2 separate regions of the Homo sapiens genome follow, and region 1 is linked to region 2. Evidence: read pairs that join two places in POLR2A ChIA-PET (ENCODE). Cell type or tissue: IMR-90. All regions are shown on one strand. Each heading gives the region's core, and the rest is flanking DNA. Links, peaks and the distances in the headings are about the cores only.

Region 1 (11,311 bases), core at 2,235-10,234, 54 kb before region 2:
ATTAGTCATTAGGAAATGCAAATCAAAACCACAATGAGACACCACTTCACATGCACTAGGTTGGCTATAACAAAAGTGAGAGAGAGAGAGAAGAAATATTGCTGAGGATGTAGAGAAATCAGAATCCTCATACATAGCTAATGGGAACGTGAAATTACACAGCTGCTGTGGAAACAGCTTGGCAGTTCCTCAAAAAATTAAACGTGGAATTACCAACAATATGACCCAACAATTCCACTTGTTATATATCCAAATAATTGAACAGATGGACTCAAATACTTCTACATGAATGCCCACAGCAGCATTATTCACAATAACCTAGAAGGTGAATATGATCCACGTTGTCTATCATCAGATGAATGGATAAATAAAATCTTATATATGTACACAATGGAATAGTCAGCCATAAAAATGAATGAACCTTGAAAACACACTAAGCAAAACAAGCCAGACATAAAAGGACAAATATTGTATGATTCCACTTATATGAAATATCTAGAATGAGCAAATTCATAGAGACAGAAAATAGATTAGTGGTCACCAGGGGCTGGGGAAAGTGGGCGATGAGGGTTAGTGCTTAATAGGTAAAGACTTTCAGTATGGGGTGATGAAAAAGTTTTGGAAATAATGGTGATGACTGTATGACATTGTGAATATAATGACATTGAATTATACACTTAAAAATTGTTAAAATGAAAATTTTCTGTTATGTATATTTCATCACAATAAAAAAGCTTTATAAATGAAAAAAATTAATGTGTTAAAAAACAAAATATTTAAGACTTATCCCATTACATTAATGTTGATACCAACCAGTATTCCTTGAGTACTGTTAAATGCTTGGAACTGTGCAAACTGCTTAATAGGATAGTCTCTCATTTAATTCTCACTGTAACACTGTAAGATAGATACTTTTATCATCCCATTTTTTGAATAAGAAGAATGATGCTTAGAGAGCTTGCAGTAAGCAGTGATGCATAGATTTGAACTTGAAATTCACCCTCTTAATCACTATCCTATACTTGGGGATCGCTAAATACCTCTCACAAACAACATAATAGCAGAGATTTGTTTCATTTATCTTTGTATCTCCAGCATCTAGTACAGAACCTTCCCTAGAGCAGAATTCATTAAATGTTTGTTGAATTATCTTAGAGCTAATCCTGCAAATATCAAACGTGTTGGTTCAGGTCCTCTGAAAAGCAAATGCCAAGAAGGAATCAGACATCCAAGAGATTTACTTAGGGAAATGCCCACGAAGGATCAAGGAGAGAAGCAGCAGGAATAAATGAGGAGAGCCTTCAAGTTATGATTAGGTATGACAATTGTGAAAGAAGAGAAGGAATGAGGACTGGGCAGGAAGAACCTCAAGCTAGAGCACAGCTCAGAGAAAGTCTTCACCAGGCCAACATGGAGTGTCCAAGCAAAGACTGCCATCAGAGGAGTCCCAGTTGAGCAGAAATGGCCCAACCTAGTAAACCAGCTGAGCTCAGTCATTGGCTGGGAGCAGCAGTGGGTGTGAGGGTGGCAGGGGTGTGTGGCTTGGAGTGAACATCACAGACAATGTGAAGAGAATATGGTCTGGTGTGAACATCTGGAGTCATCCAGCTATGTTTCTTGCAGCAGATCCTCTTAAATGGAGATCTGAGCAGTACACCTCCAGGATTATCACACCAACTTCAAACATTTACCTTAAGAAAATGGAAATTTTTCCCTAGGTGGTTCACTTTAAAACAAGGGAGTCTGAAAATCAATAGCATTCATATCTCAATGTAGAGATGTATATTTTGATGTCTCAAGCTCATTCAGCCATTACTTTGCCAAAGTTGCTTATCTTTAATAACTGGTAAATAAGAAAGCTAGTTACTGAGGAGTAAAAATAGTTTATACTAAAAATGGCTTCTGGTAGGGGATCCTAAACCCAAGTCAAAAAAGAAAGAAATGTTGTGGAACACTAGTCATTGGATTAAGACAGCATGAGGTTAGATTCTTCTAGAAGCTGTAGCTAAAGGGGTTAGGTCATGTCATATTTTGAATTTTACAGGTAGAACTGACGTAATAATTTGAGTTGAAAAAATGTAAGAATAGGGTTCACAGTAAGTTGAGAAATTTAACATGATGAGAGTGAGAGTGAAGGAAATAAGTTAAGACCCTAGGTAAGTCCTTTCTCAGGGCTTCAGTTTCCCCATTCCTAAAATCTAAGGGATAGGCTAGATTACATCGTGTTCTTTAAATTGTGTTCCAGGGAGCCCTGAGCAAGAAAATCTAGAACATGATGTTGAACTGGTAGGGTCACGGTGGATGGTTCTGTTAAGCTCTACCACGATAGCTTACACATAAGTTCCATGTGTGATTTTATGTTGTATATATTTATGTACATGATACAAAAGACTTCTGCCACTTTAATACAAAAGCAACTAGGTATCTTGAAGTTCTAAGCTTTTAGAATTTAATTATCCCAGAATAAAAAGAAGGTGTAAATTCTGAAAAAGAGTAAAAGGCAGAGAAGGAGGAGGAGAAGGATGGCTAAAATAAGACATATAACTGATGAAAAGTTTATCTCCTTTCCACCAAAATGAGGGAATGAAATGAGGAAAAATACATGGGATCCAGGAACCAGGGAATTCAACACAGGAGAAAAGCAAAGGGAACCCAAGGTAATGGTGAAGGGGGACACTGGGAACTATACAGCTGTACAGCAGCCTAGAGAACAATCAATCCAGATTGGAAAAAGACATGAAAGAGCTGCAAGAGGGACAGCCTCAAGCAAAAAAAAAAAAAAAAAAAAAGAATGAAAACTGGTAGATTATATGTTTGAGTGAATTGAGGAAACATAATGGAGAATCTGGGATGAAATAATGATAGATGCATTTAAAAATCAGCCAGGTAATTCTCAACCCTAAGGAAAATAAAATTTGTGTAAGAAAGAAATTTAATTATGGTATACTTATATAGTTTAGCTGTGAATATTTTCATAGTATTAGTAATCATTAAAATACCAGCTAAAAATCTAATATAATTAAATTGGGCCATGGTCACTGTCTTCTGTTTTACCAAGCCCCAAAAGATTTTTTCACATGGTAACATTCTGCGTCCCTGTAAGAAGTGACAAAAAATGGAGACTTGGGTCATAGGAGAGGCAATTTAAGAAGCATCAGGAGTGCCTAAAGATGGACTGAGAGGCAGCTGATGTTTGAAACCATCCACAGTGCAACAGATTGCAAAATTTCAGGTTGCGTAAATAAGGTAAAGTCTCTAAAAAATCTGTAGTACTTAAACTAAATCATAAATAGAAGATGAAACAATTTACGTGGCTGCAAAAAATATTATTTCTAATATTAGAACCCAAGAGTGTGTTAATGGAGACATCATCTGTTTTTTTTTTGGAACTTTCTTCTTCGTTTGGTTGTAGTAAATGTCCTATTCCTTTACTTTTCACATCCTACAATTACTGGTGGCAATTTTTAGCAATAAAAAATTGTTATCCATGATTTTTCTTTTTAGAATGCAGTTTATATTATTCTGATTGAGTCATCTTCTTGAAAGTTAATTAATTTTTTACTCAGTGCCAAGAGTATTTTAACATAGGGGGAATATCAGTGGAGTAAAAATATTATTTCATATAAAAGTTAAGGTTTTCCAATCACAGATGACTAGTTTTTTAAAGTAGTTATTTTCTTTTTCTTCAACTTATGGTGCCCTACTTGCAATGAAATGCCATTTTCTTTAAATTCTGACGTCTTGGCAAAGGGTTATTTTAACCGACACTCAAGTCAGAAGCTTATTTGTAATGTTCTTTCACTTCAGTTTACGGCAAATTAAATTATGGTTTCAGTTAAACAAAATTACATTAAAAACTGTACTGCTGAAATAAATAAATACCAGCTAACGAAAGGTTATATTATAACTAGAAGACAAGGGGAGCAGGAGGAGGACAGGGCAGTATAAATGAACTAAAACCTCATCTTTCACAGAAGGCACCCAATATCTAATATGCTAAAGAAGAAACTAAAAATGGTTGCTTCTGACAGAAGACTCAGAGGTAAGCAGGGGTTGGGCCAAGAACAGCTTCCCCTCCCCGCCCACTTATAGATCTATAAACCTATAGATTGTTTAAATTTTAAATTATGAAAATATATTTGATTAAAATTATTTTTTTTAACTTTACATCTTCATAAAATGATAAAGAGAGTAGGGGGCAGGGAAGAGAGTCGTCTTAAAGTTTTCTTTGCCTTTATTTGGGTTCAGGGCAGATATAATGGAGAAGTGAAAAAGCCAGAGTGAAAAAGCTTGGAGCTTCTAAAAGGCAGAACCCTGAGTATTTCATTCATCTCTGTGTCCCTAGTACCCAACACTATGCCTCATACCTTGTAAGAATTGTAAAAGGATTATTGAACAAGGTCTAAGTAAGGCTTCCTAATGATGTCAGTCATATCTTCCTACATTCCTTCCAGGAGGGCAAAGGGTGCCACTGAGCCCAACTGACAACAGAGCAACTCACTGTTAAGGGATCCATCTCTTTACTGGAGAGATGATCATGTGATTTACTAAGAAACAGCTATCAGTGGAGCGAAAAGCCTGAGGAAATTTTCCACCTCAGACCAGGTGGTTCTTATGTTTCTCTCTGATCACTGCTCCATTTATGGACTATTGGCCCATAGTGGGTTGGGGCACAGAGTTGTAAGGAATAAAACAGCTGGTTTCTAGTTATGAACCTCCCACAAATTAGCTGTGTGGAGAACAACAATTTCTCCAAGCCTCAGTTTAATGGTAACAGAAGCTTATACCAAATAATCTCAAAGGTCTAATTCAACTTTAACATTCTATGACCTTAGGTGACCCAGACAAATTATTGGAATGTGAGGTGTAGAACTTTCTTGAGCTGCTGGATCAACAGAGCTGAAGATTTCTGAGGATATTTGGAGGTGTCATCAATATTTCTAATCAAGAAAATTAAGTCCTAGGGATAGTCACTGACATTTAGAAATCATTCAAAAAGACTTTTTGGTCTGATATAAGTGAAAAGGGTAAAAATAATTGTTGAACAACGAAAAGTAATTTGAGCTAAAGTGAACCATGAAGAAGCCCCCTTCTTATGAGTATTCTGTCCCCAGAAAGAATACTGGGGAGGAAACAATTACAAGTAGGAGTAAAGGGTAAAAGAGTTTACAAGGTTGATGTCAGAATAACATGAATTAGCACACAAGGCCACAGGGGATGGATCAAAACCAATGGAGGTCCCATCCTGAATTTACAAGGGTCTGGTCTTCATTTGCTTCTCACTTCTGCCCTCTCTGATTAGTGGCTAAAGAATCACCACATGGGCCAGATGCGGTGGCTCACGCCTGTAATCCCAGCACTTTGGGAGGCCAAGGCGGGCAGATCACGAGGTTAAGAGATCAAGACCATCCTGGCCAACATGATGAAACCCCATCTCTACTAAAAATACAAAAATTAGCTGGGTATGGTGGCACTTGCCTGTAGTCCCATCTACTTGGGAGACTGAGGCAGGAGAATCACTTGAATCCAGGAGGTGGAGGTTGCAGTGAGCCGAGATCGCGCCACTGCACTCCAGCCTGGTGACAAAGCAAGACTCCATCTGAAAAAAAAAAAAAAAAAAAGAATCACCATATGTTAGTGCCAGAAGAGACCATGGAAATCAACCTTTTGGCATCCTATCTCGTTTTTTCTTTCTGATGAAGATCCATGAAGCCTCGAGAGAAGAGATTTTCGAAAACTACATTCCTAGTAAGTGATAGGGCTAGGCCCATCACCCAGACAAACTCAGATCTTCAGATCTAGGTTTGCATACTTTTTCTTCCTTGGCTCACATTCTCTCTCTTGTTCTCACTCCCATTTAGTTATTTAGTTATAAAAGATAATGGCCTATAGTGGGTTCCAAACTGTCGAGTAAATCACACTGTAGTGAGCCCCACTGAGAAAGGCCTGCACAGGTGTCTGGGCAGAGACAGAGAAAAGCCAGATTCTTCCATTCAGTTTTTGGCAAGCTCCATTCCCCTCCAGTTAAATTTAAATGAATTTTTAAGAATGAACAAAAAACTAGAAACCAGAGGGGGCCAAATAAATGGCTTTTGAATAAATAAATAAAAGGTTGTAAGGGCCTACATATCCTGTTGGTTTGAAAATGTCCAAAAAGTAGAAGAGTATGAAGGGAGGGGAAGAAAGGGGAGAGGAGCAAGTAGCCAGACACATCACATGGAAAATGTTTGAAAACAGGCTGGGAACTGGCTAAAAGCAGAGTAAGTAAATAGTTGGGAAGTTGGCTGGAAATTTGCACCAGAAAGCATTCTTATTTATTCATTCATCAAATAAATATGTTCTGAATGTCTACTAGTGTATAACACTCTTCTAAGCCCAGAAGGAAGTACTCAAAACATTAAAATGCACTCTGAGTCATGAGAAGTTTGTAATTTAGTTGGAGGGAGGACATATGATTGAACAAGCATTCAGGGAGTGCTTACCACATGCTCGGCACTGTGGTAGGTGCTAGGTATTATAGACATGAATGAGACAGCCTCTGCACTCATGGAACTCACATTCTAGAGCAGTGTTGTCCATCAGAAAAATAATGAGAACCACAAATATGAGCCACACATATATTTTAAAATTCACTAACAGCTATATTTTAAAAGGTTAAATAAATGGATATGTTAATTTTAATAATATATTTTATTTAACCAAACATATCTGAAATATTATTTCAACATGTAATTAATATAAAAATGAGATATTTTACATTTTACATTCTTTTTTTCGTACTAAGTCTAAAATCCACTGTGTATTTGCACATCTCAATTTGCTCTAGCCACATTTCCAGTGCTCACAAACCACATGTGAGCTACCTTATTGGATGGTACAGATCTAGAGTAATACTTCTCAAACTTCTTTTGATAAACATAAATATTACATTTGTCTGAAGTTTTTGATATACACCTTCTCTGCTCCCGCCTCCCCAAACCCTTCCTTGTTCAAGCAGAAATTCTCTATTTTCGCCTCTCCCTTCCTACCCAGTTGATAATCTCTACTTTGCTGGCTAAAGCAGGGGGCCAAAAGTTCTATGGTTTTCCAGGGTATAAATGACCCTCTTCACCTGTAAGATCTGATACTTAGCTACCCATACCCCACATACCACTCACACATACATCTATCTGAAAATTGTCATAAAATCTTAACATCACACAAATATAAAATAAAATAGTAACATGGGAAGTAAACAGCAAAAAGGAAAAAAAAAGGAAGCTATATAAGTTGATTCAAAAAGTAGTGCCTGATCATATAGCAAATGGTATAAGTTAGAACTGAGAAACATTGGATAGGCCAGAACAGTCAGGGAAGCCTTTATTGAGAGAATGGGATTTGAACTGTATCTTGAAAAATGAATAATGCACATTGAAATAAAACATAAAATACTTTGCCTTTGTCATATAAAAATAAGAATTTGAAAACTTGGGCCATTCATCACTTAAAATGCATTTTTAAAAATTTCTGAGAAGATTGTGTACCCAGTTCTAGGATAACTTTTACAGAAAGGGATAAGAACATTTTGTTCTTCCTATAAAAATGGATAGGTTGGTAGATTAAGGGTCATGATCAAGTGAAACATAACTGATTTTTACAGCTGCCAGTTTTAAAAGAAAACAGACACTGGCGAAGCTTTTCTTAATCTTTAAACAGTTTTAAAAAGTATATAGTGACAAAAGAGTAACTAAAAAATTAATCAAGAAAACAGAACATTATACTTTAATCAATAATATAACAATTACGAGTTTTCAAAATTTCAGCCCAGATTATAGTCAATTACAAGAGACAGAAAATAGAGGAAAATATGTGCAGGGCATGGCCTACAGAGAAAGGTATAAATGTCTTATTCTCTCAGTCCAAACCCAAATTATTCCTATAACTTCCCAAGTCTATCAGACAAAATCCTTGTCCAAATGCCTGGACAAATTCTTGTCCAGGTCCAGCACTGATGGACAAGGCTAACATCTTAAACTCCAAACCAGATTCAGGTTTCCTCCTCAGTCTTCACCTGCTACTAAACCTACTTAGGGCATGAATGACCCTTCCTCAAGATATTTATCTCAGGTGAATGCGGCAGTAGTGTCTGACCAGTGGATTATGTTCTAAAAATTTATATCTAATAAGATTGCACCTAAATTAACACATCTTAACACTCAAAATAGGATGGTGGTAAAGAGTGCAGACTTGAGCATTAGACCACCAGGGTTTCGATAATCCCCACTCTTATGAAGATACATATTCTAATTTATATGTACACATATATATATAGAGACAGAGAGAGAGATGAGCTGTGCTATATGTTTATGTATTTATATATTATATGTAAATTTTTATATATTATATAGTATATAATACATACATATATAATATATAATATATAAATATATAATATATACATATAATATATAATATATACATATAATATATTAACATATATAATAATATATAATATATTTATATATAAATACATATTATATATATGTTGCTGCGCTATATTTATTATACTTTACCAACAGCATTCACAGGACAGAGCAATACTCATTCTAAGACATTGTAAGTGGGACTGGCAAGTTGTAAATTAGCAATCTACTGGGAGAGATATTTCAAGAGCTTTAAAAAAGTACACTTTGGCCGGGCGTGATGACTCACACCTGTAATCTCAGCACTTTGGGAGGCCGAGGCCGGTAGATCATCTGAGGTCAGGAGTTTGAGACCAGCCTGGCCAACATAGTGCAACCCTGTCTCTACTAAAAATACAAAAAAAATCAGCTAATAAAAATACAAAAAATCAGGCGTGTACCACCACGCCTGTAATCCCAGCTACTCAGGAGGCTGAGGCAGGGGCATTGTTTGAACCTGGTAAGTGGAGGTTGCAGTGAGTCGAGATGGCGCCACTGCACTCCAGCCTGGGCAACAGAGTGAGACTCAGTCTCAAAACACACACACATTTTCACTCAGTAGTTCTACTCTCTGAAGTCTGAAGTAACTATAGCCTCGCAAAAATCTATAAAAACAGAGATGTTCATAATAGCATAATCTGTTAGATGAGAAATGAATTTAAGCTAAATACTTATCAGTGGAAAATTAACAGTAATAATAGCCTTTCATAAATAGCATTTACTTTGTATCAGGCAATATTCTAAGAGGTTTTCATGTGTTGACTCATTTAATCCTTTCAACAGACGAGTACTATATTCTCAATTTTAAAATAGAGAAATTGACGTACCCAAATTAAGATGTCCAAAGTCATACAGATAAAAGGTGGTAGAACCAGGAAATAATCCAAAGTCTGTGTTCTCAACAACCATAAAATACTGCCTCTCAGGAGAATGAATTATGGTATGTCCACACAATAGACTACTAAATAACCACTGATTTGGGTTTATGAATTATGTATTCAAACTTTGGAAATGCTTATGTTGTAATGTTAAGTGAAAAAAAGCAAGATAAAATCATACATAAACACACTCACAGTTATTATTCCAACTAAGTAAAACAAGACTGAATTAAAGATGTTTTTTTCTTTCTTCCCTATATTTTCTAAAATCTTTGTAATACTGTATTTAACTTTTTTATACAAGAGGCAACTGGAAAGTACAGCCATACTTTTGCTGATGAGAGAATAGATCTCAACGATACACTTTGTTTTCAAAAACTTATTTACGAAAAATAGCAAGGTTAGGCAGATAAAGATTATGCCTTTGGAATCAAAAAACTTATGCTGAAAAACCTGAAACACTCCACCCAAACCCTGTAAGGAAGATTTATCCTCATCTGTAGAATGGGGATATAAACAAACCCTACAATCACTGCAAAGATCAAATAAGATGGTTCAGGTGGAAACAAATTGGAAAGAAATTTGGTATTATTTCTCAGTCTGAAGTACAGGCCAGCATAACCTTTAGGTTATCATCTTAGACAACACTGCCTCCAAAAAGTGTCCCCTGACTGCCTAAATCTAGCTTCTTTAGCCTTGGCTTAGGAGCAATTACACCCCAAATGTGACGTATCACTTATCACACTGAGTATTGTCTGTTTAATCACTTTCTATTTGGGGGAACTTCAATAGCTATTTTGAAGTTTACAGCAAACTTTAAAAGCTTGCTCATATAGCCTTCCAAAAGACTTCTATTAAATACAGGCCTCTGAACATTTAGCTTTCCATGTAGGATGCAGTAGTCTGAAGCATGTAAACATTACCACTTACAATAACTGGAAAGGCTGGATATGAGATAGGAGGTGAGACTGGACTCCAGAGGCAGGGCTCAGATGCTGAACCAGATTGAGGACTAACTAAAACAGGGCCAGGGTGGAAGCAGCTTTCAATCAGATGCCCCCCCAACATGCCGTTTCAATTTATGTTTGCCATGAACACAGAGTTACTGCCCCTTTCTGCGGAAATGACTCAATGAGCCCAAATTTCTGCATCAACCACCCCTTAATCTACATGCAATTAAAAGTGGGCATAAATATGACTGCAAAACTGCCCTGAGCTGCTACTCTCTTGCCTACAGGGTATCCCTGCTCTGCAGGAGCAGTCACAGAGCTGTAACACTGTTTCTTTAATAATGCTGTTTTCTTCTATCACTGGCTTGCCCTTGAATTCTCTCTTGGGCAAAGCCAAGAACCCTCCTGGGCTGAGCTCCACTTTGGGGCTTGCCTGCCCTGCATCAGCTTGGTACCCAATGCAGGGTGAAGAAAGAAGATGGCTTCATGAGATATGGCAGTCGGAGATCTGGGAGCCACAGTCTGTAAGGTGGCAGTCGGCCAGTGACAGTCAGTAGGGCAGTAGTCAAGGACTGGCCAGGCGGCAGTCAGAGATCTGCCTGCTGGCAATCCACAGAGTGATGGTCAGCAGGAAAGTAATCATCTGGACAGCAGTTGGCAGGAAGGCAATCATCGATGGGAGGGCAGGAAGGCAGGACAGCAGTCAGTGGATGGCAATTGACGAGATGAGGAGCAGAGAGGGAGCAAAGCAGAGCTGTAATACTCTAACACCAACCAAGGGCTCTTTTCAGAGCTACATTTTCCCCGGCAAGCAGCAGAGCCCATCAGAAGAGCAAGCAGCCACAGTTCCACTACCTCGTGTAGGGCCTGCTTCTCCCCACCGCAGCCTGGTGGGTTACCTGTGCAGGCCCATCCCACTGCCACAGTTGAGCCTACTGGTGGAGTGGCCATAATGCAGTCTGCCTCATGTGACACCCGCCCCTCCTGCTGGCAGCCCGGTGGGTTACCACCCATGCAAGCCCTTCCCACTGCTGCAGTTGAA
Region 2 (11,311 bases), core at 1,882-9,881:
CCAAATACATTTGATTGTGTTTCTCGCTCCCTTAAAGCATTTGGGTGTCTCCAAGGAAGGTCTGTGGGTTTTCCTAGTAGTACTGTCATAAAACGAGTTCCTTCTAGGCCCATGTTTGGGGATTCTGGGACCTTCAATAACAGCTCTAAATTCTCTTTTTATTTGCTACTGTTATATTCCTTTTCAAAATGGGATTCTCCTCAATTCTTTTCTTTCTTTCTCTCTCTTCCCTCCTTCATTCCCTCCCTCCCTCCCTCTCTCTTCTTTCTTTCTTTCTCTCTCTCTTTCCTTCTTTCTTTTCTTTCTTTCTTACTTTCTCTTTCTTTCTTTCTTTTCTTTTCTTTTCTTTCTCTTTCTCTTTCTCTCCTTCCCCGCTTCCTTCCTTCCTTCCTGCCTGCCTGCCTGCCTGCCTGCCTGCCTGCCTGTATTGAATGGCCATTCTCTGTCAGGCCTGTGTTAGGCACTGGAGATGCAGTGTGGACAAGACAGACACCATTCCTGCCCTCCTAGGGCTTGCAGTCGAGTAGGCGACACCAAGCAATAAATAATTACAAATTGTCCTAAGTGAGTTGAAGAAAAAGTATAGGGAGCTCTGAACATATAATAGATAGACTTGGTCTTATAGGTAAAGAGACTCTCCCTTGCCAAGTGGTATTTGAGCTGAATCCTAAAGAACGGTGAGAAGGAGTTCATCAGAGGAAGAGCTTCCCAGGAGACAGGAACAGACATGCAAAGGCCCTGAGGAAGGAGGGCCAGCATGGGTGCCATGCTGGGCTCCTGGGCTGTGTGACATCCAGGAGGGAAAGTGCCACCTCTGCCAGCCACCCTCCTGTTTTCCCCCAGTGACTCTCAACATCGTCTGGGCAGGTCAGTTCAGTAGCATGTACTGAGTACCAGGGCTCGGCAGATAGACATGGATATAAATGCAGTGCTGAACCTGCCCTCCAGGAACGAGAAAGAAGGAAGGGCCATGATGGAAATGATGATAAGAGGCAGCCTGGGGTACAGGCAAGGGAATCCAGAAAACATCTGTGGGTGAAAAGGGAAGGGAGAAATAGTCCCTGGGTGATCTGAGAAAACTTTTCTGAGAAAGTGGAATTTCAGCTCAGCCTTAAAGAAGGAGAAGGACCCTGCTAAGCAATTATGAAGGGAAGAGTGTTCCAGCTGAGGCAGGAGTTTGAGCTGAAAAAGAAAGGCAGAGAGGGAGCCGACACTGTGTCTGAACGCTGGGAAAGCCATTATCATAATGCTGCTTTTCTTCCAGCAAAATGGGGAGCTAGGCAGCCGAAGATATTTGTCAAACATAATTTTGTTTCCTTCAAATGCTAAAACTGTATATTTTAACCATTTTTGATGGTGATATTTCTAAAATGTTTTATACCCATTCCTGCCTTTCTTAACAAAGGATTCTAAATATAACTTAATCTTTTCTTGATGACGCAGGATCATGATCATGAGAGTGTAGTTATTTTATGCTGTATTCCCTATTTTTTACATTTTTTTCTGTCCTCTGGCTGACAGCTGTTAGTTCTCTTTGAATCTGCCTCCAGCAAATCCCTGCCCCACCGTTCTCCACAAAATCACTCTTCCTGTGTATATCTCACTTACAGTTTCTGTTTCACTGATAAACTAAGTGAATACCATGTTGAGAATCATGTGCCTGATATGTAGTATACTTCAATCAATACTTGTTGGTTAAATGATTAGTTAGGTTTTGACTGTAAGCCTAGGGTAGGGAGTCAATGGAGAGACCTGGGACAGTTCTTTCTGGGACCATATTCAAAACAGTGGGAAGTCAGACCTCCAGATAATGGGTTGTTACTCTGCTATTTTTACAGTGTTGCTTAGCAAGCCAAACCACCAACTGGCTTAGATTCTGGTGACGAACAACTATTTTTTCATGCCCTAGTGATGTTGGTTACCATGGTGCTCTGGATGACACAGTTGGCTTTTTTATAATTGCCTTTTAGTGGCTCAAGAATTTATTTTGTGATAAAGGTGTTGATTATTTCTGATAAAATAGAGCAGGATAATTACTATAAAGTACAGCCTTTTTTTTAAGCTAGAGAAAGGGACAGTTTTGTTTTTCCAAATCAAGGCGGTTGCTGCAGGATTGGTAGAATAACATTTTTGTGTTTCTCTTCCTGATTTGGTAGGGAATGATTTCACTTGATTGTATAGTTAAAAACAACAACAACAACAACAAAAATCTAGTATGTGTCAAGGTAGCTGTTTCTCATCTCATTCCAAAGGAGGCTTTCAAATATTAAGATACAAAGATTAGGAGCTCAGAGCCCTTTATAAACACAAGAGGCTCTAACAGCACTGTTAAAATTCTGGCATATATCATTGCAAAGAAGTATCCTGTAAAACCAAACTGTTTTGTAGCCCAGAACTGTTTAGACTTATAAAAGCATAAAATTTTAGAGCCAGAAATGGAAACTTGGTGATCACCTAGTCCCATCTTTTTTTTTCTTTCTTTCTTTCTTTTTTTTGAGATGGAGTCTCACTTTTGTCGCCCAGGCTGGAGTGCAGTGGCACAATCTCGGCTCACTGCAACCTCCACCTCCCGGTTTCAAGCAATTCTCCTGCCTCAGCCTAAGTAGCTGGGATTACAGGCGCCTGCCACCACTCCCAGCTGATTTTTGTATTTTTAGTAGAGATGGGGTTTCACCATGTTGGCCAGGCTGGTCTGAAACTCCTGACCTCAGGTGATCTGCTCACCTCGGCCTCCCAAAGTGCTGGGATTACAGGCATGAGCCACCGTGACCGCCCGGCATGTCTTTTATGATTGAGAAAACTGAGGCACAGAAAGGACAAATACTAAAAAGAGAAATGATAATCCCTCGTAGTTGCAAAGGCGTTATGTTTATTTATTGGCAAATGTTTTTTAATGACCATATAAACAAATATCACAGCCATATAAACAAAATTTCCAGTTTAGTAATTCATTGTGTGCCCACCATAAATGTGAGGTCAGCAGTTTTTATCCTCATTTTGTATATGCAGCACCAGAGATCTAAAGACAGAAGTGTCCTGCTCAATGTTAGTGACAGAGGTGGAACCAGAACTCACATGTCTGACTTGCCACCTCAGACCATGGAGCCAAGGACACAGACAGAGGGTCCCAGAGGCCTGAACTCAGATCCCAGCACCTTCGTTGACTAGCTACGACTGGGGCAGGTCACTATATCACTCTGAGACTTGTCTTCCTTCTTTTTTGTTTTGTTTTGTTTTTTTGTTTTGAGATGGAGTCTCCCTCTGTCGCCCAGGCTGGAGTGCCTTGGCATGGTCTCGGCTCACTGCAAACTCTGCCTCCTGGGTTCAAGCGATTCTCCTGCCTCAGCCTCCTGAGTAGCTCGGATTACAGACACCCGCCACCATGCCCAGCTAATTTTTGTTTTGTTTTTTTTTCGGTAGAGATGGGGTTTCACCATATTGGCCAGGCTGGTCTCGAACTCCTGACCTCAGGTGATCAGCCCGCCTTGGCCTCCCAAAGTGCTGGGATTACAGGCATAAACCACTGTGCCCGGCCTATTCCCCTTTTAAGAAGATGGAAGATAGGCCAGGTGTGCTGGCTCACCCTTGTAATCCCAGCACTTTGGGAGGCCAAAGTGGGCGGATCACCTGAGGTCAGGCGTTCAAGACCAGCCTGACCAACATGGTGAAACCCCGTCTCTACAAAAATATAAAAATTAGCTGGGCATGATGGCGGGTGCCTGTAATCCCAACTGCTCAGGAGGCTGAGGCGGGAGAATCACTTGAACCCGGGAGGTGGAGGTTGCAGTGAGCTGAGATCATGCCATTGCACTTCAGCCTAGGCAACAGAGCGAGACTCCGTCTCAAAAAAAAAAAATAGGTGGGGGTGGGGGGGAATAGTGATACTACATTGTGAGTTTACTCTGAAGGCTGAAGACAATTCCAGTATAGCCCTAAAGAGACTCCACCATTTGCCTCTTACCTCCCTGATCTAGTTAAATTAATTGTATACAGTTAGTCATCTTGTATAACAAGTCCTTTCTCTCTCTGATCCAGCCCATGTAAAACTGTATATAATAAGAAAACAAAATTGAAAGCTGTTTACTTTGGGTAGGGCCCAGGGGATGAAAATTGGACCGTAGGAGGTTCCTTCCATTTCTTTTATCCTGTTATCAGTTAGAATTCAGTTTCCTCCCCCATCACTCTGCTCTTCCTCAGACATCTCAGGCAAATAAAAAAACCTGACCATTTAAACAAATAACACAGCAATATAAACAAAACTCCTCAAAGCTCCAAGCAGTCTACTAAAATAAAATATCAGGCTAAACATAAGAAGGCTTGGATTTGAAGGCGAAGTGTAGCAAGGAGGTGGAATTGTGACTCCTTTCCCCTTCCCAGTTCAAAGCCGTTCTCCTCCCTTGCTAATCACTAGGGAGGTGCCGGGCATTAGCTCAGCATGCCTTCCTGCAGCCTCCAGGCATTTACAGAGTATGTGCCCATTGCTCTTAACACGTCAGAGACAGTAAACCTGAGATTTGGCCTGGAATGTGGAGTCTGCATTGTGTTGGAAAGAGCACAAGGTCAAGAGGCAGACAGACCTGGGGTTGTTCCTGGCTCCATCACATACTAATATTGTCCTTGGATAAGTCATTTTATTTTTCCAAGTCTCAGTTTCCTTATCTACATATTAGTAATAACAACCCCCCTTTTGCAGAGATATTATGAAGACCAGAGGTAACATATGCACCCAATGTACAGTAGGTATTACAGAAACTACTATGGCAAAAACTAGGAAATGGAGTCTCAGGATTCAGCTTGGTTTACATCAAAAATGATATGGAGAACACTGACGAATCTGTAGGCTGTCTTCAGCTGCAATGAAAACCTTCAAAAGCGTGGATTTTAAGATCATCTCAGGTATCTAGCTTACTTCAAACAGTGCCCCTGAGAGTCCACATATCTCTCTTCTCCCAGGGACTAGCCTAGCTTGACCACACTCCCTGGCTGGCCCAGAACTAAGTGATGACTAAAGTTGGCCCTGTTTGCCTTTCAATGTATCCTCCTCATATCTGAGGTTGGTTTGTGACCTGAGAATGACACCATCTGCCAAAGCATAGCCAAATCACTCTGGGTCACCATGGTGATTTTTAAGCAGGGGATTCTGGGTATGGTTAGGCTGAACCCAGAGAGAGAGAGTCAAACTGACCACCCAGGCAGTCTCCAAGACCAGTTCTGTATCTGAGAGGCCTGAGCTTAATGTATCCAGACTTTTCTAGTTGGGTCTTGAAGCTTTCCAGAAATCCTAACCAGGGCTCAATTTTGGCTTCACCATTTATTGGCGGAGTATTCTTGGAACGGTTATTTTATTTTTGTTTTCTTTTATATTTTTTAATTTAAAAAAATTTTTTTAAGAGATGGGGGTCTTACCATGTTGCCCAGGGTGGTGTCGAACTCATGGCCTCAAGCGATCCTCCCGCTTCAGCTTCCCAAAGTGCTGGGATTATGAGCCACCACCCTTGATTCTGCATTGCCTCTGGACCAGCTATTTTATGAACAATACGTTTTGACATAGTAGTGGGAAAGAAGGCAAAAAAAATACCAAAAAATCATAGGAGCCTTTAATGCAAGGAAGAAGAGTTCAGAAATGATCCTGCTTAGTCTTAAATGATCCTCCTACATGTGATTGAGATGGGGAGTAACCTCACAAATGCAGTATTTCGGGGATCGTTAATCCGGTTTTAGTGTACAAGATGTATTAGGGCTAGAAAAACCAAAAGGATGAATGGTTAGGATATTGGTGCAGTTGTCCAAGATGGGATGAGGGCATAGAAATTAAGGACACTTTGAATTAGAGGAGGAAAAAAATCTCTTAGACTTCATTACATGTGAACACTCCTCCTCAGTCTCCTTTACTGGTTCTGCCTACATCATATCCACAGATGTATCTTCAGCACCTGGCACAGTGCCTACCCATAGCAGATGCTCAAATATTTGTCCCATGAATGTTGCATTTCTATGACCTCTAAATGTTACAGTGCCTCAGGGCTCAGAAATTGATCTCTTCTCTGTCTACTCTCATTCCCTCGATTATTTCATTCATTCTCCCAAACTTATCAACATGAACTCCAGACTTACATTTCTAATTGCCACTGAACATCTCCACTTAGAAGTCTAAAATACATCTCAAACTTAAACCTGCCCAAAACTGAGCTCCTACTCTTTTTGCCAAACACACTCCTTAAGTGATCCTCCCACCTCAGCCTCCTTAGTAGCTGGGATTACAGGCGTGAGCCACCATGCCCAGCTAATATTTTTAATTTTTTATAGAAATGGGCTTTCACTATGTTGTCTAGGCTGATCTTGGAACTCCTGGGCTCAAGCAATCCTCCTGCCTCAGCCTCCCAAAGTGCTGGGATTACAGGCGTGAGCCACTGCACTCGGCCTTATGTCTATTCTTAACACAGCAGTTTAGCAAATGAACGCAGAAACAGAAAACCAAATACCGCATGCTCTCACTTATGAGTGGGAGCTAAATAATGAGAACACGTGGACACAAAGAGGGCAACAGCAGGCACTGGAGGAGGGAGAGGATTAGAAAAAAATACCTATTGGGTACTATGCTTAGTACCTGGGTGATGAAATAATCTGTATACCAAACCTCTGTGACACGAATTTACCTAGATAACAAACCTGCACATATACCCCGAACCTAAAATAAAAGTTAAAAGAAAAAAAAAACACAGCAGCTAGAGTTCCTTTTAAAATATAAGTCAGCCAGGCACGGTGGCTCACACCTGTAATACCAGCACTTTGGGAGGCGGAGGCAGGTGGATCACGAGGTCAGGAGTTCAAAACTAACCTGGCCAAGATGGTGAAACCCCATCTCTACTAAAAATACAAAAAAATTAGACTGGCATGGTGGCAGGCACCTGTAATCTTAGCTACTTGGGAGGCTGAGGCAGAGAATCGCTTGAACCCGGGAGGCGGAGGTTGCAGTGAGCCAAGATCACACCACTGCACTCCAGCCTGGGGGACAGAGCAAGATTCTGTCTCAAAAAACAAAACAAAACAAAAACAAAAACATAAGTCAGATCATGTCACCTTTTTGCAACACACACACACACACACACACAAATGTTGCAATGGCTTGTTTTTATGTCACTGAGAGTAAGACCCAAAGTCCTTACAAAGGCCTTCCTGGCTCTATCACATTGGCACCTCCCCTACCCCTCAACTCCCTGACCTTGGCTCCCACTACTTTCCTCTCCCACGTTCTACAGCCACCGCATTGGCCTCCTTGCCATTCCTTAAGCACATCAGTTACACTCCCAATGCATGACCTTTACACCCTGTTCTACTGCAGAGATCTCCACAGGGCTCCCTACCTCACCGCCTTCAGGGCTTTATTGAAACATCACCTCAGGGAGTTCATCCCCGTCTCCCTTCCCTAAAATTGTAACACCTGTTCTCTCACTCCCACACACTCCCTCATCACTATTCCCTGCTTCGCTTTCCCCTTAGCAGTGTGCTATATATATTTTTTTATATATATGATGTGTGTGTGTGTGTGTGTATATATATATATTTTTTTTTTTTGAGACAACATCTCACTGTCACCCAGGCTGGTGTGCATTGGTGCAATCATTGCTAGCTGCAGACTCAAATTCCTAGGCTCAAACAATCCTCCTGCCTCAGCCTTCCAAGCAGCTGGGACTACAGGCATGCACCACCCCACCTGGCTAAATTTTTTAAAATTTTTTGTAAAGATGAAGTTTTGATTCATTGCCCAGGCTGGTCACAAACCCCTGGGCCCAAGCAGTCCTCCTGCCTCAGCCTCCCAAAGTGTTGGGATAATGGGCTTAAGCCACGGCGCCCAGCCTTATGCTATATATTTTAGATATGTATTTGCTTTATTATCTCTTACCTCTACTTACAAGAGTGTAAGCTGCCGGAGGAAAATGATTTTGTGCATTGTGCTCATTGCTGCATTTCAAGTGCCTAGAAGAGTGCTCGGCATGTAGCAGTCATTCAGTAAGTACTTGTTAAAAGAATAAAGGAAGAAGAATTGAAAGAATGTGGGGATTTTTTTCTAAATTGACATAAAGGAAAGATAAAAGATGACTCTTGGGTTATGACTTAGGGTAACTAGAGTTAATGGTATCATTTACTGTAGTGAAGACGGAGGAAGAGCAGGGGCAATGTGTCTTGAAGATTAGGAGTTCCTATTTGGGTAAGTGATTTTGACAAGAGGACAGCTCAGGCAAAATATCTAAAACAGGAAGGGTGTTCAAAATAGACATCGAGGCCAGGTACAGTGGCTCACACCTGTAATCCCAGCACTTTGGGAGGCCAAAGTGGGCAGATTGCTTGAACTCAGGAGTTTGAGGCCAGCCTGGGCAACATTGCAAAGCCCCATCTCTACAAAAACAAACAAACAAACAAATAAACAAACAAATAGCCAGGCCTGCTGGCTTGAGTCTGTTGTCTTAGCTACTCAGGAGGCTGAGGTGGGAGGATCCCTTGAGCCTGGGAGGCGGAGGTTGCAGTGAGCTGAGATTGCACCACTGCACTCCAACCTGGGCAACAGAGTGAGGCCCTGTCTCAAAATAAAAAAATAGAAACCTATGTTCAGATATAAATCCAGTTCTCAGTAAAGAGGTGATTGTGATATTTAAATTAATAGGCTTTGCTGGGATCTTTAATCAGCAAGAGAGATGAGCGGAAGATCAAAGACAGGAGCAGAAGTTCTTAACTGCAAGTGCCCATTAGAATCACCTGAAGAAGTTTTAAACATTCCAGTGTCCCAGCCTCATCCAAGATCAATTAGATCAGAATTTCTGTGGGTGGGACACAGGCATCAGTATGTAACTCCAACGTGCAGCCAGGGTCGAGAATCACGAGTCGGAGTCTTTAAGATATATTTATCTGTAGGTGAGGATTAAAAAAAAGGAATCCACAATGGAAATAGAAAAGTTCCAATCATAAGGGTGGGAAGAGAAGTAGGGTAGTCTTGACCAGGATTTCTGATACCCAAGTGTGCGTAAGAATCACCTGGAGATATTGAGGAAATGCAAATTCTGATTCAGAAAGCTAAGATGAGAGCCTGAATTTCTGCTTCCCTCACAAGCTCCCAAGTGATACCATGTTTCCAATCCAAGGACCACACTTTGAGTAGCACATGTCAAGAGCAGTGTTTCTCAAACTTTAGTGTGCATAAGAATCACCTGGAGAGCTCATTAAAACAGCTATCTGGGCCGGGCGCAGTGGCTCACGCCCGTAATCCCAGCACTTTGGGAGGCTGAGGTGGGCGGATCATGAGGTCAGGAGATCGAGACCATCCTGGCTAACACGGTGAAACCCCGTCTCTACTAAATATACAAAAATTAGCTGGGCGTGGTGGCGTGTGCCTGTAGTCCCAGCTACTCGGGAGGCTGAGGCAGGAGAATTGCTTGAACCCGAGAGGCAGAGGTTGCAGTGAGCCAGGATCACACCATTGAACTCCAGCCTGAGCAACAGAGTGAGACTCAGTCTCAAAACAAAACAAAAAAACACAAAAAACAGCTATCTGGACCCTGCCCCACCCAGCAAGATCCTGATTCCGTAGGGCAGGGATGGGACCTCAGATCTTGCATTTTGAACAAAGGCCCAGGTAGTGTTCATGCTGCTACTCCAAGGAATACATTTCCATTGGTACCAAGTGACCAAGACCAAGGTAAGAAAGAGGAGACACTCAATGCTGTCTACCAAATGAATAAAAGATGCTGCAAGCACACCTGGAAGAAGAACGTAGCAAAAGCCACTATATTTTATAAGGTGAAGGTCACAAGTGAGGCAGAAACCATAAAACCATAAAACGATTTTGCTTAGTTCTCTATTTCCAAGCAATATGCTTTCCTCCTAGCTTTTTATTTTATCTTGGGAACAGTTACCAAAGTGCTGTAGCTATTTTTGAAGAAGAGAGGAAGCAAATCAATTATTTGCCTTTTTGTTCCCCTAAGGCATCAGAGGTATGCTAATGGAGTCCTTGAGAGCTCTTATCTATGGATGTGCCTAAACCATGTAGAATAGATGAGGCTATATTTATTAAAGACTTTGGAGGCTATTTTAGCTTCTTCAGATACCAAAATACAGTTGTGATGTTGCTGCCACTGCCTTTCTGTATATTTTTACATTTTTTTAAATTTCAGGTTCCGGGGTATATGTGCAGGATGTGTAGGTTTGTTACATAGGTAAACGTGTGCCATGATGGTTTGCTGCACCTATCAACCCATCACCTAGGTATTAAGCCCAGCATACATTAGCTATTTTTCCTAATGTTCTCCCTCCCCCAACCCCACCCCCCTAATAGGCCAGGGCTTTCGACCTCAATAGTATTGATGTTTGGGGCCAGGTAATTCTTTGCGGAGGGGACTGTCCTGTGCATTGAAGGATGTTTAGCTTCATCCCTGTCTTCTACCCACCAAATGCCAGTAGCATTCCCTGCCCCAAGTTGTGACAACCAGATTGTCTCCATACATGGCCAAATGTCCCCTGGGGGGCAAAATCACCTCCATTTGAGAACCACTGCTTTAAAAGCAATGCCTGAAAACCTCATCTTCTAAGAAATCTGACTTGTAGTTTGGGTATGTCGATACGAGGTAGTGATGATAACACCTTAGGTAGAACACTGCCAGTAACCAGTACTAGGACTGCCCTTTGGATTCTTGGGGCAATGGAAAACACTAATTTGACCTTCAGTAATGGGTAATTTTACTGACCTCAAATGTGCCAAGAGCCTAATAGGTAATGTGGTATCTCAAGCATGTCTCAGAGGAGATTAGTACAGAAGCCACAAAGAGACCCTTTCCCAAACCCAGCGTTGAATAGTCAATTACTACTTTTTGCCCACTTTACCACATATGCCACATATGCCACTTTACCACATATGCCATTAGGAAGTAAAGGTAGAAATGGTAAACAGGTAGAGAGGAGAAATAATGTGTGTTAGATACAAGCATTTGCCCAGAGAAAGATGGGAATGCTTGGGATATTTGAGCGCCCACTGCCCCAGTTGGACCCAGTTTAGGAGTTGTAAATATTCACAAGTCATCCCTGAGAGTTGATGAGGTTTCTGAAAGATGTGAACCAGGCCAACAGCTCTTTGTTCTCATATTTTCCCTCTCCTGCCTGTGATAAAGCCCTCATCCCTGTTCACCATTTCCGCCTGCACAAAACTCATAATACGGTGCCTTCTCCCCTATTTCTTGTCTCCCAGTGGCCTCACCTGTGGCAGACCGTTTTTACTCTCCACACATCCTAGAGCACAAAATGATCATGTGTGCTGGAAGTTATT

The links. Peaks named below come from ENCODE experiments on the same cell type or tissue, not always from the same donor. Only the 100,000 strongest peaks of a DNase experiment are listed, where the experiment ranks them.
Region 1: POLR2A ChIA-PET joins it to region 2 with 9 read pairs; 1 of 35 experiments calls an interaction of 5 or more read pairs at or near these places.

What each region holds. Positions count from the first base shown.
Region 1 is chr10:99,285,981-99,297,291 of GRCh38, forward strand. It overlaps a transcript of HPSE2 not described here. Among named protein-coding and RNA genes, the nearest start is that of CNNM1, 38 kb to the right of the region's middle. RefSeq lists an enhancer at 11,124-11,311. In IMR-90, for the core only: no CTCF peak of the experiment used is centred there; a DNase peak (open chromatin) is centred at 6,371.
Region 2 is chr10:99,340,488-99,351,798 of GRCh38, forward strand. The region is part of intron 1 of CNNM1 (cyclin and CBS domain divalent metal cation transport mediator 1); the gene reads left to right. Among named protein-coding and RNA genes, the nearest start is that of CNNM1, 17 kb to the left of the region's middle. In IMR-90, for the core only: no CTCF peak of the experiment used is centred there; DNase peaks (open chromatin) are centred at 5,074 and 5,944.